Regions from separate parts of the Homo sapiens genome. Here region 2 is linked to region 1. Evidence: read pairs that join two places in POLR2A ChIA-PET (ENCODE). Cell type or tissue: Panc1. All regions are shown on one strand. Links, peaks and the distances in the headings refer to the core of each region. The heading gives the core; the rest is flanking DNA.

Region 1 (7,075 bases), core at 1,950-4,449:
TTATATTTCTGTAGATATTTATGACTATTACATTTAGAATATGTAGCCAGTGTTCCCCAATAACTGGGCATTGGAATCATCTCAGAGGCTTTTAAAAGAGACAGATCTTTGGGCCTCATCCAAAGCGACTGAATCAGAACTTTGGAGGTGTAAGACAAGCATTGTGATGTTTTTTAAACAAAACTCCCCACGTAACGGTAATGTCCATCCAAGTTTGAGAACCACTTGTACAAGAGATGCAGATAAAGCACTGAGAAAAAAACAAATGAGATGTTAAGAGGAAGAGGAAAAGTAAACAAGTGCTTATTAAAATTTAGCAAACATTTTGAGGAAACAGTAGAATATATTCTTACAGAAGAAGTTTAATGTCTCTTTGAAGGTGTTTATTTCCAAAGTGGTAGGTAAAATTCAGATCTGTCAAAATTTAAGGAGGTGGAGTAAATGACCCTTTGAGTTAGTGTTAGACTAAGGATTCTTATTTTCAAATTTAAATGGTTGTGAGGGAGGAACAAATACTTATTCTTCCATATTTGAAGCTATCCCAGAACCTGAGTAAAATACTGAAGAGAATCATGGATTTAAAATGAGACCAGAATGCTTTTGATGCATGTTAGATTTCATGTTCTTTATTCTCAGACAAATCTTTAGATAAATAGCTCTACTACCTCAGTGTAGATAGTATTATTAATGTTTCGCATGAGTGAAGTTCATTATTCAAAGATGAAATATGTGATTAGTGTATATTGAATTCCTTATGTGATCAATGATTGATTATGCTTATTATTTCCTACATTGCTTTTTTATTTGAACACTATGTTGAAATAATACTCGTCACAGCTTTGAAAGGTATAAAAAGGAGATATTCTGCAATTTGGTATAGTAAACTAATGTATCCTATATTTTTGTTATTTTAAAGTGACATTTAATGATGAAATACTGATTAAATATTATTCTTTATTAAATTACTAAATTTGTGGTAGAAAAAGTAGTAGATTGTCTATCCTTCAAAAATGCTGACCCTCAGAGGACTTCTGGAACTAGCTCATCTAGCAATAACAACTTAGAACTTCTCATGGGATTGTGGGTATCACATACATAGGTTTATACAGCTGACCTACAGAAAAGTGGGGAAGAGGTACCTCTAGACCTATTGTGTTCAAGTTAAAAAATAGATGTTTAAAATTAGCTAACCTCTTGTATCTCACCTACCTGGGTTCAGTATAAAAGAGCTAATCAAGTCAGGTCGAACATATTGTCTTAACTCCATGATGAAGTTTCTTTACATAACAAAGCCACTGCCACCGAGTCACATTCAGCCTCTGTCTCTATTTCTTTCTCTTTGTTTTTAAAATAGAAAGGAAAGAAATCCTAGCTTTCAAATCACCTGTCTTCTTTCAGTCTTTTAGAAAGTTTGGAAAATTTTTAGTATGTACTTAGTTAAAAAAAAGTCATTAAAATAATTTTTTAAGCTAAAGTTATAAAATTGAACATACTTATATTAACCTTGGAACTGTCTACCTCCAGTTGCGCCTGTGTATTCTATCATGAGGATAGGAAAAGATTTTCTAAATCTAAATAAAATACAGCATGAACTGCAGAAGGCAGCATTTTGTAGTTGTAAAAGCTGGAATTTTAAATTAAATATGAGTTCAAATCTTGCTTAAGTATTTTTTCTATTTTACATATCTTTCAATTCTCAAAACATCAGTTTTATCATTTGTAAAATGTAAAGAATAATACCAGTCAGAGTTGCTGTGATTAACAGATACAGTATTTGTAAATAACCTGACACACAATAAGCATTAAGTAATAAATGGGCATTATTCATGATTTTGTTGTGTATATCTGTAAAATTTACAATTAAACAACTCTGAATTAGCCTTCTTATTAGGAAAGGCTCTAAGCTTGATCTGGACATCTATTCTTCCATCCACATTTGAACAGTAATGTCATAGGATCAGCCTGCTGTCACTTACCATCTATATAGCCACAAAACCTAGCTGAAAATGAAGAGAAACAAGAAATCATGCCATTAACTGGGATTTCCCAGTTGATTGTCATCTCTCCATGTTTAACTAGAAAGTTATCTCGTAGAACAGTGTCTATCCTTTCAGACAGATGTAATTCAATGCATTTCCAGATGGTGATTAACAGTTTCCTAAATAACTCACAGGACTGAAGTTGATCAACATACAGAATTCATTTCCTACCTGGTCATGAATGGACTATTCATTTAATTTATCAAAATCTAATTTTCCTGAAAAAATAAAATTAAAAGTTCATTCTAATACTCCATGCACCAAAACCAAAGGAGTTCTAGAAAAGACTTATATAACTTTTTAAGATTTTTATTAAAGAACTTTGTAGACGAAACATATTCTTCCCTTACCTAAATCTCTTATTTTTTGAGGAGTTTTCTTTAGACATGGAACCAGAATCTAGGTAGAATCATTTATTTCTTCAATCACCAAACATTTGTTTTGTGCCTATTATGTGTAAGGTACACTCAGAGTCTAGCTAAATCATATTCAATATTCCATATCACAGTGCTTTAGGCACATTTCAGTAGGGTTACGGATTTTTTGCCCTCATTTGGCGATCAGAGAGACCATTTCTATTTCAAAATAAGACAATTTTCACCCCAAGTAGAAAAAGCAAGGACACTGTGGTTTATAATATGCCATTTAGCACGAATGTTACACTATTTTGAATTGGTAGCTCAACAAGTAAAGCCATCATCAGGAACCCAAAACTTGATGATACAGTGCATTTTTCAGGTAAAGAGATGCATTGGACCTGTTTGAAAATTGGGGAATAGAACTTTTGGATTCCATCTTTACTTCAAAATATTTTCTCTGAATGTAGTTTTGTAATCAGGACATATCAGAAGAAAAATAAGTGAAGTAAAAAATAGGGATGATATATTTGGCTTTATAAAGTATTTTGATAATTTTCAGAAAGCAAATCACACTATTTTAAATATTTTTGTCTTCTGAGCTCCAATGTTTAAAATATAAATGTAAATAGCAATTTTTTTGCAGTGAAGATTTTTCTGCCAAGAAAAAGGAGCAAAGAGAATTTCTAATTGAAAATTAGAAAAAATAGGAGAAATAGAGTTCTTGAAATTGTCAGAAAATATGAATAAAGTTAAATGTTTGAAAGTATCCTAATTTGATAATGAATATATTGGAATGATCCAATTCTGAAAAATTATATGCTTATTGAAAACAGATTATAAAAAGAAAATTTACTAAACTTTCACTTTTAGCCATTTTCTATTTTTGAATATATGTTAATCAGAATGAACATGTGATAAAGTCATTAGTGAATTTTTACATGATTTTTTAAGTTTTAGAAATCAAATTAAGAGATAAAGGAAAAAGCATATTAATTTAAGAATTCAATTTGGATTCCAACAAAAGCATATAAATTCAGATCGATTCTTTTAGCTTAATAAAGATGGATGACTAAATTATTTTAGATGAATGTGTTCTCAATTTTATTTTCAGACAGGCAATTAGCTACAAGTGCAATGAAAAAATCAGCCAATCATATCTGCAAGATTCTCACAAAAGTGTAAACAAGAAATCTTAAAGGAAAGTCTTGGGTTTGATTGATATCAAAACTACAAGGACCAACTTAACCAGAATTAAGTATATTTGCAGCAAAAAGCAGCTGATTTGAGTAGTGTGTGTGTCTGAGCCTATAAAGATACTCCAAACAGGAATTGAAACTTTATTAGAATTGTAGTCAAGTTTGAGAAAGAAGGGTTAAGAGTTTTGTTTTGCATACACACATATCATAATATACATATTTGAATTTAGCCTTCATGAGATTTTTGACAGGAAGTGAAATAATTTTGTAATCTCTCAATATTTTCATAATTTTTAGTGTCCAATTTATGCAGTGCATCTGGGATAACACCAATGATTTTTCAAAATCTTTTATAGGTAGTTCAAAGCTGTTGCATAAAGGAATATTTTTGATTTCTTGAAACTACATGGGACTATTTGAAATAATGAATTAGTGTAGTACCTAAGTAGTTTTGTGGCAGTTTTGTTAAGATTATTGAAGTAATAAAAGATGTAGCAAATGATTTCCTTCCTTCCCTCCCTCCCTGCCTCCCTCCCATCCTTCCTTCCTTCCTTCCTCTCTCTCTCTTTTCTTTTTCTTTTTCTTTTCTTTCTCAGAGTCTTGCTCTGTTGCCCAGGCTGGGGTGCAGTGGCAGGATCTCAACTCACTGCAGCCTCTGCCTCCCAGCTTCAAGCAATTCTCCTGCGTCAGCCTTCCTAGTAGCTGGGATTACAGGCGTGTGCTACCACTCGTGACTTTTTTTTTTTTACTTTTAGTAGAGATGGGGTTTCACCGTGCTGGCCAGGCTGGCCTCGAACTCCGAACCTCAAATAATCCACCCACCTCAGCCTCCCAAATTGCTGAGATTACAATTGTGAGTCACTTTGTCAGGCCGCAAGTGATTTTCTTGAAATTAAAGTGATATTCACTTGCACATAGGTCACCAGTACAGTGGTAGTTTTGATTATATAATAAATTGTTCCCAATATTAGCTACCAATTTTGAATTGATCTTTTGTTTAAATTTGTTTTACAAGGGGCTAAATATAGCAATTGTTTACAAAAGGCTTATAAGTAAAATTTTAAAAATATATATTATATGTGTATCTTTTCTTTCTTTTTTTTTTTTTTTTTTTTTTTTTTTTGAGTTAGAGGTTTGCTCTTGTTGCCCAGGCTGGAGTGCTCCGCAACCTCCACCTCCCAGTTTCAAGCAATTCTCCTGCCTCAGCCTCCTAAGTAACTGGGATTACAGGCATGCACCTCCACATCCAGCTAATTTTGTATTTTTAATAGAGACGGGGTTTCTCCATACTGGTCAGGCTGGTCTTGAGCTCCCAACCTCAGGTGATCCGCCCGCCTCGGCCTCCCAAAGTGCTGGGATTACAGGCGTGAGCCACTGTGCCTAGCATGTCTTTTCTTATAAAAATATAAGCAATACTTAATTGCTTATCTGTAAGAAATAATGATTAATCCAAAATATTTGTAACAAAGATAAATAATTATAATCTGGAATAGTCTCTAAGAGTTTCAAAGTTAAAAAAACTTTCACCATTTCGGGAGATATCAAATTTTTTGAAAAAGAATTTATGCCAACTTGGAAGTTATCTTTTTTCTTATATTTTTTCAGGAGTAATTCATGAAATTAATATTTATTTCCAAGGATTAGCTCTGTATCAGTATATTTGTATTTGTATATTTAAGAAAATGATTATAATAAAACAAAATGTATCTTGGAATTCCTATTTCGGTGGGATAGTCATTAAGTGAATTTAGTCAAATATGTGCAAAAATTTTACAAAAAAGTACATATGGAAGCATAGAACTTCAATTACACCGCAACCACCAAAAGATAACCGTAAATGATTATCTATAATCATTTCATTGTAATGAGTTTGGTTGTGTCTGTTCTTCATGGCTTTTACAGTAATGATTTAGGCATCATAGATCTGATGAGAGTCCAGGTTCTTGTCTGCAAGCAACAGAAGCCAACTTTTGCTAACTTAAGCAAAACAGCAACAACAAACATTTACTGGACAGATAATAAGTAGCTCACAAAGTCAATGTGAAGACTGCAAAACAGAAAAAAAAAAGATTGAAAGATGGGTGTGGAGGAAATAAAAACTAGGATAAGGGTTAAGAAATGGCCACACGAACTATTTTCTTAGGATATCACTACTGACTATGCCAGGAATGCTGTAAAGCTATGCCATAGATAATTATCGAAATAGCTCCATGTTGTTGCACCATTGTCTCAAGACTAAAATTCCCAGAATGGAGCAGGGTAGGAGTCAGGGCAGAGGATCCAGGTACTTATACATCTTCAACTTCAGTAGTAGATATAGAGTCTGTTTTCCACGAACTGTAAATCAGAAACCAACCCCCCCGCCCGTCCCACCCTAAGAATGATGCTAAGATGTTAGACAATAACAAATGTGCATCATATAGCAATTACTTTTTTTGGTTTGCCCAAACTTCTATAGCAAGTAAAGTGCACTGGTTTTATATTCTTCTTATAGTCTAATTATACATTATATTGCCCTATCATAAGGAAAGAGACAATTAATGACTTGGCGGTCTGTGTCTGTCAATCAATTATTGCAGTCATTCTGATGGTGTCTGTATACATGCTGGTAATAACTAACAACTGAAGCAGTTTACAACATCTTTCTCATAACCTGAACTTCTAATAACATTTTAACAATTTTTTTACACAGTCATATCTGGGTGTGACTTTCTTTCGGAAACCTGTCTTCTGTTTTATCACAGTTAGAGCAATTGGAATTTCACCTTGTAATCTTCTAAGCTTTTACTATTCAGGACTGTTAGATTTTGCTGCTGTTGAAGGCCTTATATTAATTACAAGGTCATAATCTTCAAACAGATTTGGTGTGAAATATAAACTGAGTTTTGGGTAAAAGGCTATTAAATTTCTCCTTCTCTCTCTTTCTTAACCAGGAATTAGTATCATATTACCTATCCCCATCAATTAAATGCCTTGACTTTCCCTTTTCCCATGAGAACCCACATTTTATTTATCCACAATGTTGTGTATACCTTCCCCCTTCCTCCAGCATATTTAAAATTTGCACTGCAATAGATTGTGTTGTCTACATAGATATCCACAATAATGCAAACTACAGGTTGAAGTCGTATCAGTATGTTTAATATTTTATAAATCAAATAATGTTTAAGAGGCAGTGTTGTGGAATAGAGATGGAGGTATCATTTGCCATGTTTATGAAAAAATACCAGAAGTTCTTATTTTCTTCAGCTTTGATTGATTGCGTCTCCTTCTTGTACATAGCTAATACAAATTATTTGTGCCTCTTGAGTATGTAAGATGAGCCTAAAGTTGCACTACATCCTCATACTGTTTGCAAACTCTCTAAATGATTCTTGCCAGGAACCAGCACTCATGGAGAAAGTTAATATTCCAGGATATTCAAAGAAGTTGATTTGATTTCATTTTCAAAGGAAATTTTGTCAAAGTAAAGCTATAAGAT
Region 2 (7,075 bases), core at 3,014-5,513, 230 kb after region 1:
AGTAATTTGCCATCTGTTCTTTATTGAATTCAGAAAAGATGAATATCCACAATACAAATGACCCATGGTTATAAGAAAGTATCACTCTTTGAGCCAAGTGAATTGCAATGAGACTGATAGATTGTCGGATCATATGGTAACAATTTTACATTTAAACTTTTGAAGAACATTCCAAATGTTTTTCAAAGTGGCTGCACAATTATATATTGCCACCAGCAATATATGAAGGTTCCGACTTCTCCACTTGCTTGACATTTACCTGTTATTATCTGTCCTTTGTATTATAGCCCTCTAGGGAGAGATAATTTAAGAAGTTATGGTTAATTATATACGTATTCTCCTTACCTGGGGGGAACTCGAAGAAGATATACTTTTTTAAAAAAATAAGAGGAATGTACATTTGACAATAGCCTTTCAATATTTGTAGCTATCCAAAGATTTACACACTTGAGTTAAGGAATCACTAATACAAGTAAATCATCTTAGAATTAAAAATTATACTTTTATTAATTTATTCAAAAGATCCCATTTAAGTTAATATTTCATACGTTTTGGATCATATTTTTTCTTTTTAAGTTTTTAATTATGGATACATAATCACTATATATTTACAGGGTATATGTGATATTTTGATACAAGCATACAATGTGTAATGATCACATAAGAGTAATTGGGATATCATTACCTCAAGCGTTTATCATTCCTTTGTGTTAGGAGGCTTTCAGTTACAGTCTCTTAGTTGTTTTGAAATACATGTTGTTGTTGTTGTTAACTATAGTCATCCCTATTGTGCTACCAAACATTAGATCTTATTCCTTTTATTATATTTTATTAAGTAACAAATAATTTTATGTAACTATGGGGCACAATATGATGTTTTGATATATCTATACGTTATGGAATGATTAAATCAAGCTAATTAATATATCCCTCACTTCACGTCCATATCAGTTTTTTGTGATGAGAACATTCAAAGCCTACTCCTTAAGCAATTTTGAAATATGCAATGCATTATTATTAACTACAGTTACCATGTGGTGCAATAGACCACTGATACTTATTCCTCCTGTCTAAATAAAACTTTGAATTCTTTAACCAGCATATCCCCTAGAGATATATAAATCTGTTTTGTTTTGTTTTGTTTTTCATCTTTTTAATGTGTTTCTTGCCAATTTGATTCAAGGGCCCAGCTGGTAAACCTAACAGAGTATAAGGGAAAAAAAATGTTCTTCCTCTCCTACACTACAATTAAACCAGAGAAGTTCTTTTACTTAAGGTATTATGAAGGTGGTTGTAGCATTTGTTGAGAATTATCAAACCCTTACTCTTTAATGAACAGAGAGAAATATAGTTTACTATGTGTTTATATGCAGCAAACTAGAAAAGATACGTAGTGGGCTCTACTATTCTCTAGTTCTTTCTCAGTAATCAACTGGTAATAATTTTTACCACTGTGACTAAGACAATAATTCTGATTCTGTCAGATTTTTACCGTGTGGTTCATATAATTCTTGTTTCATGCAACCCTGTTTTCATTAGGATGCTTACTTCTTGCCTCAAGGCTCTTACAATAAATTAGATATTCTTATCATTTGCCTATTTATTTTTGTAATAGCTGAGTAATGTTGAATCTCTCTTTTCTCCCCTGCCTTATTGCTCTATTTCTATATTTATCCTCTCTCTGAGAACTTGCCTCTAGTGAAGAAATTTTCTATTTGGGTTTACGAGCTGCATAATTCTTTTTAGTATAATGGTAAATATTCCTATTGTCTGCATTATCTTATTGACTATAATGATAATTTCTTGTTTTGAATCTGAGTTGGCAAAAGGCTTTTGCTGGTATCCTAAACTCTCCTAGATTTCACTGATGACACAGATTTTGTATTCATTTGAGGACTTTTCTTGGAATGTTATATTGGAAAATTTGAACAGTGCACACAATTTGGAAAGATGCTTTATCATTATATCCTCAGAATTGTCTTGACAAATAATACTTTCGGTTCTTTGATTGATTTAACTTTATCATTATAAATTAGGTTTTAGTTTCTTTGACTCATTGGATAACAAGAAAAAGTAGTCATACACTTTAGGCTTATATTTTGTGTAAAAATAAACTTTTAAATGCATGCACCTCCTTTCAAATAAGAATTATCCACACACCCATTGCTAAATTATAATTTCTCTTAAATTTGTTTGTGCAATAATATTGCATTATTACCAATTTTATTTCCAGAAATTATTACCAATATATTTATTTATTACCAATTTTATTACCAATTTTTGTTTTATTTATTTATTTATTTTTATTTTATTTTACTTAATTTATTTTTAATTTATTTTATTTTATTACCAGTTTTATTTCCAGAAATCACTTCATTGTTATTACCAATTTTATTTCCAGAAATTAAGAATAAGTATGAAAGTAGAGAATGCAGTGTTTTTTTCACCATGCAGAAAAAAGTAAAATAATGAGCTGCTACTCTTGGGCCTTATTTAGGTCATGTTGAACAGACTTCGGCCAAGGACAGAGTCCTATGTCAACTGGGACCTCCCACCAACTCAACATCTATACATAATTAAGAAACTTTGAGTGTAGTTATTATTTAATGACCATTTAGTATTCTGATTAACCTGAACATTCAAGCTTCAGGCACTTATTTCATCATCTAACTCATACATAAATAGACCACATTTGTCTAAATGAAGGCCCAATGCATCAATTTCCATTCAAAGCATAAGGACAAGAAAATTATAAACAGAAAAATGATAAAACCTATTTTCATGAATGTCTCCCAATTTACCCCAATTTTCCTGGTAAGTTTGATTCTTGTCTAATCTACCCTGAAATTTAAAGGAAGCCTTCAATAATAGATTCCATTGTGAAATTGTTATTTTTGTCTTACCTTACTTTTAGTTTGTCTCGTTTGCAATAATATGTAATTGTATACATATTTATGTGCTGTCGGCAAGTGAAAGATAGCTTCCCTCCACCCTTCTAGGTTCTTTGGCTAGGCTACCAATTAAATTGAAAGAAAAAAGGTAGACTAATGGGTACAATTATACACTTACAAGAAAGAAGACTTGGTGTTCAATAGATTAGCAAAGCGAATATAGTTAACATTAATCAATTGTACATGTCAAAATAGCTAGAAGAGAATAATTCAAATATCTCTAGCATAAAGAAAAGATAAATATTTCAGGTGACGGGTCTCCCAATTACCTTGATTTGAGTATATGAATGTATCAAATTATCACATCTACCTCAAAAATATGTACATCTAATATGTATCAATGAAAAACAAACAAATAAAGATTTAAAAAATCCAAAAACAGATGAACAGAAGAAAAGTTATATAAAGTTATTACATGCATGGGGGCATCACATACAAGAGAAGTGACTACCCCAAAACCCAGTGACATCTAGAAGCTTCTATATGCCCAAGGAAGAGGGGAGGGGAGATTTAGGCAACTTAGGGGAGAATAAAAGATTTTTTGAAAAGACCAATGGCCCCTCAGATAAATAGTCGATAGCCTGTGATGAAGTCTGTGTGAGCATCGTATGACCTCCCATCTCCTCTCCTGTTATAAAGTTACTCTTTCTTGGTTGATGGGATTATCTGGGAGGCGATTCTTGACAACTGAGGCTAAAACTCTAGACAATCTCTTAATATCATCAAATATTTCTTTGCTTGATTGTTGGTTTGATAGAATCATACAAACAAGGTAGGTTTACACATTGAATTTGGTTGATAGATCATCTTTTTTTTTTTATTCTGTAGGCCCCCCTCCCACTTTGTCCTCCTCTGAGATTTATTTTCAAAGAAGCTGTTCATTTGTTTTGTAGAGTTTTTCACAGTACAGTTGTTGCTGCATCCATCCTAATGGTATTATTTAAAATCTTTACCTGACCTCTGTGTCCTCTATAAAATAATTCTTAAATCCAGAGTCCTGATCTGTTTAGATTCAAATTTTTGACAAGAATATTTCATAGGTGTAATTGTGTATTTCTGTCAAGAGGCATGTATCATCTTTTTTTTTTTTCCCCTCTCCCTCTCTATTTATCTTATTAGAGTTGATTTTGGGAATTGCCTGGATTCATTACAGTAGTCCACCCTTATCCCCAGTATTGCTTTCTGCAATTTCAGAACAGATCAATGGCAGTCCAAAAAATATTAAATAAAAAATTCTGGAAATAAACTTCATAAATTTCAAATTGCCCACCATTCTGGTTAGAATAATGAAGTGTTGTGTTGTCTGTGCCTTCCAGCTCTGTTCTGCCTGAGATGTGAGTCATTCCTTTGTCTAGCACGTCTTATGCTACTTGTATGTTAGTCACTCTGTAGCCATCTTGTTATCAGATCAACTGTTGCGGTATCCCAGTGCTCGTGTTCAGGCCACCCTTACTTTGCTTAGTAATAGTCCCAAAGTGCAAGATAAATGATGCTGACAATTTGGATATGCCAAAGAGAAGCCATAAAGTGCTTCCTTAAAGTGAAAAGGTGAAAATTCTCCAATTAATAAAGAAAGAAAAAAACTTATTCTAAAGTTGTTAAGATCTATGGAAGCAATGAGTGTTATATCTGTCAAACTGTGAAGTGGGAAAATTTTTTTTTACTACTTTTGCTTTGTACTTCAAACTGCAAAAGTAACAGCCACAATATGAGATAAGCACTAAAAGTGGGAAAGACTTTAGATTTATGGTTGGAAGACATGACAAGAAATGTGTTAAAATTGACTGCAGTAGTGTTCAATACTATCTGCGGTTTCAGGCATCCACTAGGGGCCTTGGAATGCATTCCCTATGGATAAAGAGAGATGACAGTATTTCATAAGAGTATTACAAAATTAAAGTGTTTTATTTTTATCATTCCTTCTTCATGTATTAGCTAGAATACTTCTATAAAGAGAAAATTCTCCTGTGGTACAATTGGTCTAGGATAGTCAAGGTTAAGTGCTTGATTACTTCTCTTGTATCCATTTTCAGATTGATACATTACTTCTCTAGCAACCTCCAAAGGTACCCAATGGATTTATGTTTAGTATCATTATAAATTTAGGAACTGTTTTACTTTTGAATATGTAAGAAATCATTCAAATTTAGTGATGCTAAGGTGATTCAAAATGTTAAACCAAAACCATGTGTACAGTTGAAAAGTAATGTAAAAGAATAAAACAAAACACTAGAGAAAGATTTGTTGAATATACTAAAAGAATGATTTGTGTTTAAAAACAGAATTTCCTCAGTTTTTGGAATGCTAATAGTACTAACAAATTGATAGTAAATAAAATAGAACAATAAAATTCCACTAATACATTTCTTTCCTAAAATCTACAATGTGTTGTCTATTTATTATATGCAGGATCTATTCCAAACACTACAACTAATCATAAAGAATATTCTCAACTCTATGAAGAAAGTATTATTATTACCATTTTACATTTGAAGATATCTAATCTTCTTAGAAAGCTGATTGACAGTTAATATTGTAGCTATTCCCTGTTTAACCTTCCTAAATTCCTTAGGGGATTTATGAATGGCTCCAGGAGATCCACCATTCTCGGTAACTATCAATGTGCATGTACATTTTTCTAGAGAGACTTTCCATAGCTGTAACCAAATTTTGAAAGGAAACTATGATCTCCTATCCTCCCAGAAAGTCAAGAATCAGTGCAATATCTGAGTTGATTAGTAAGTGTATGATGAAGACATTGAGAATTCAGAAGAGTCTGGTCATTTTTTATTTGCACAAACATTATGAAGATCTATCTGATAGTAGAGGCGCTAGCTAGCCACCTTACTTTGGATGTATACATTTTTCAATATACATGATTTTCTATCTAAAAACTTATATAGAGTCTCAAATATATCTCCTGTCTTAGTTTAAATGTTTTCTGGTGCCATGTGAAACTTAGTGTAGACATTGCTAGACATTATGTATGCTAGCTTTAAAATTTCAGTAAGTATACATTTCTCAATGCCATAAAATACAAAAATCGATGTTGAGTGAAATTATATAGGAAATGCTTACAAATATTTCAGAGGATAAAGATTGCTAATGAAAACACAACCATCTAAATAAAATCTAAAGATTGTAAATAACCACCACCCATTTTAATGTACGCACTTGATAAGAGTACTGAGAGGGAAATTCAGGCTGATTTCTCCCCCATCCCCAACAGTGAATTCCTTTTTAAACACAGACTGCCAGTCCTTTTTTCACATACCTTTTCTATATTACTCATATAAATTTTGGTTTCAGCAATATTATTGATGCCATCTGAACTATTTCTTAGTGGATTGGTCATTTTTTATAACTCTGTGTCCTTCATCCTAGACTCCACCTCTAACTGTCAGAACCAAATCATAATATCAGTTACTCACTATTAATAGAATTTCAAAAATACATTCATCAACTTATCTAAAGTTTTAATACTGTATTCTAAATACTGTATTTTAAGCACAAATTGTTCTTTTATAGAAAAAAAATTATTCTGCCCTGATGAGTATTCTATTTTGTTTCTGTTTAATGGTACTTTTTATCATTCTGTTCATTAAGATAATCATCCTGGAACCATAAACACACTCAATAAAATGCTTCAGGGGACAGATTACCAATATTTCTAATTAAAGATACTGTTGACCATAAGCTAATTAGAGTAAGCAACATTTTAAGCATGGTACAGAAATTATAAAGTTATAAATTACTAAAATTAAAGACAGTGTACAGTTGGAATTTTATAAGGCTACATAAAGCATTTTTACATTGAAGTAAAAATAATATAGGGTTGGATTTTTTCCAGTGAAATTTTATTATTTTTAAATTCTCTAATTACTGGCAACGACGCCACCTGGCAGAATTTACATTTAGATCCAAGAAGGAATAAACACTGTACTCTACCTTCATCCACATTCTATTTGTTTATTTATTTATTGTTCTGGCTTTATAAGTTAAGTGTTAAATTGAAATATTATCTTATCAATATAAGCACAGTTCAAACCTTCACTTAAATAATTCAAGTGGAGATTTTTTCTTCCTGCTTGAATTAATCTACTGTGTTTTATGATGGAGAGGTC

Evidence for each region. ChIA-PET counts read pairs that join two places held together with the same protein. Peaks named below come from ENCODE experiments on the same cell type or tissue, not always from the same donor. Only the 100,000 strongest peaks of a DNase experiment are listed, where the experiment ranks them.
Region 2: POLR2A ChIA-PET joins it to region 1 with 6 read pairs; 2 of 35 experiments call an interaction of 5 or more read pairs at or near these places.

Annotation. Positions count from the first base shown.
Region 1 is chr3:175,155,672-175,162,746 of GRCh38, forward strand. The region is part of intron 2 of NAALADL2 (N-acetylated alpha-linked acidic dipeptidase like 2); the gene reads left to right. Among named protein-coding and RNA genes, the nearest start is that of NAALADL2-AS3, 44 kb to the left of the region's middle. In Panc1, for the core only: no CTCF peak of the experiment used is centred there; no DNase peak of the experiment used is centred there.
Region 2 is chr3:175,382,467-175,389,541 of GRCh38, forward strand. The region is part of intron 5 of NAALADL2 (N-acetylated alpha-linked acidic dipeptidase like 2); the gene reads left to right. Among named protein-coding and RNA genes, the nearest start is that of MIR4789, 16 kb to the left of the region's middle. In Panc1, for the core only: no CTCF peak of the experiment used is centred there; a DNase peak (open chromatin) is centred at 4,345.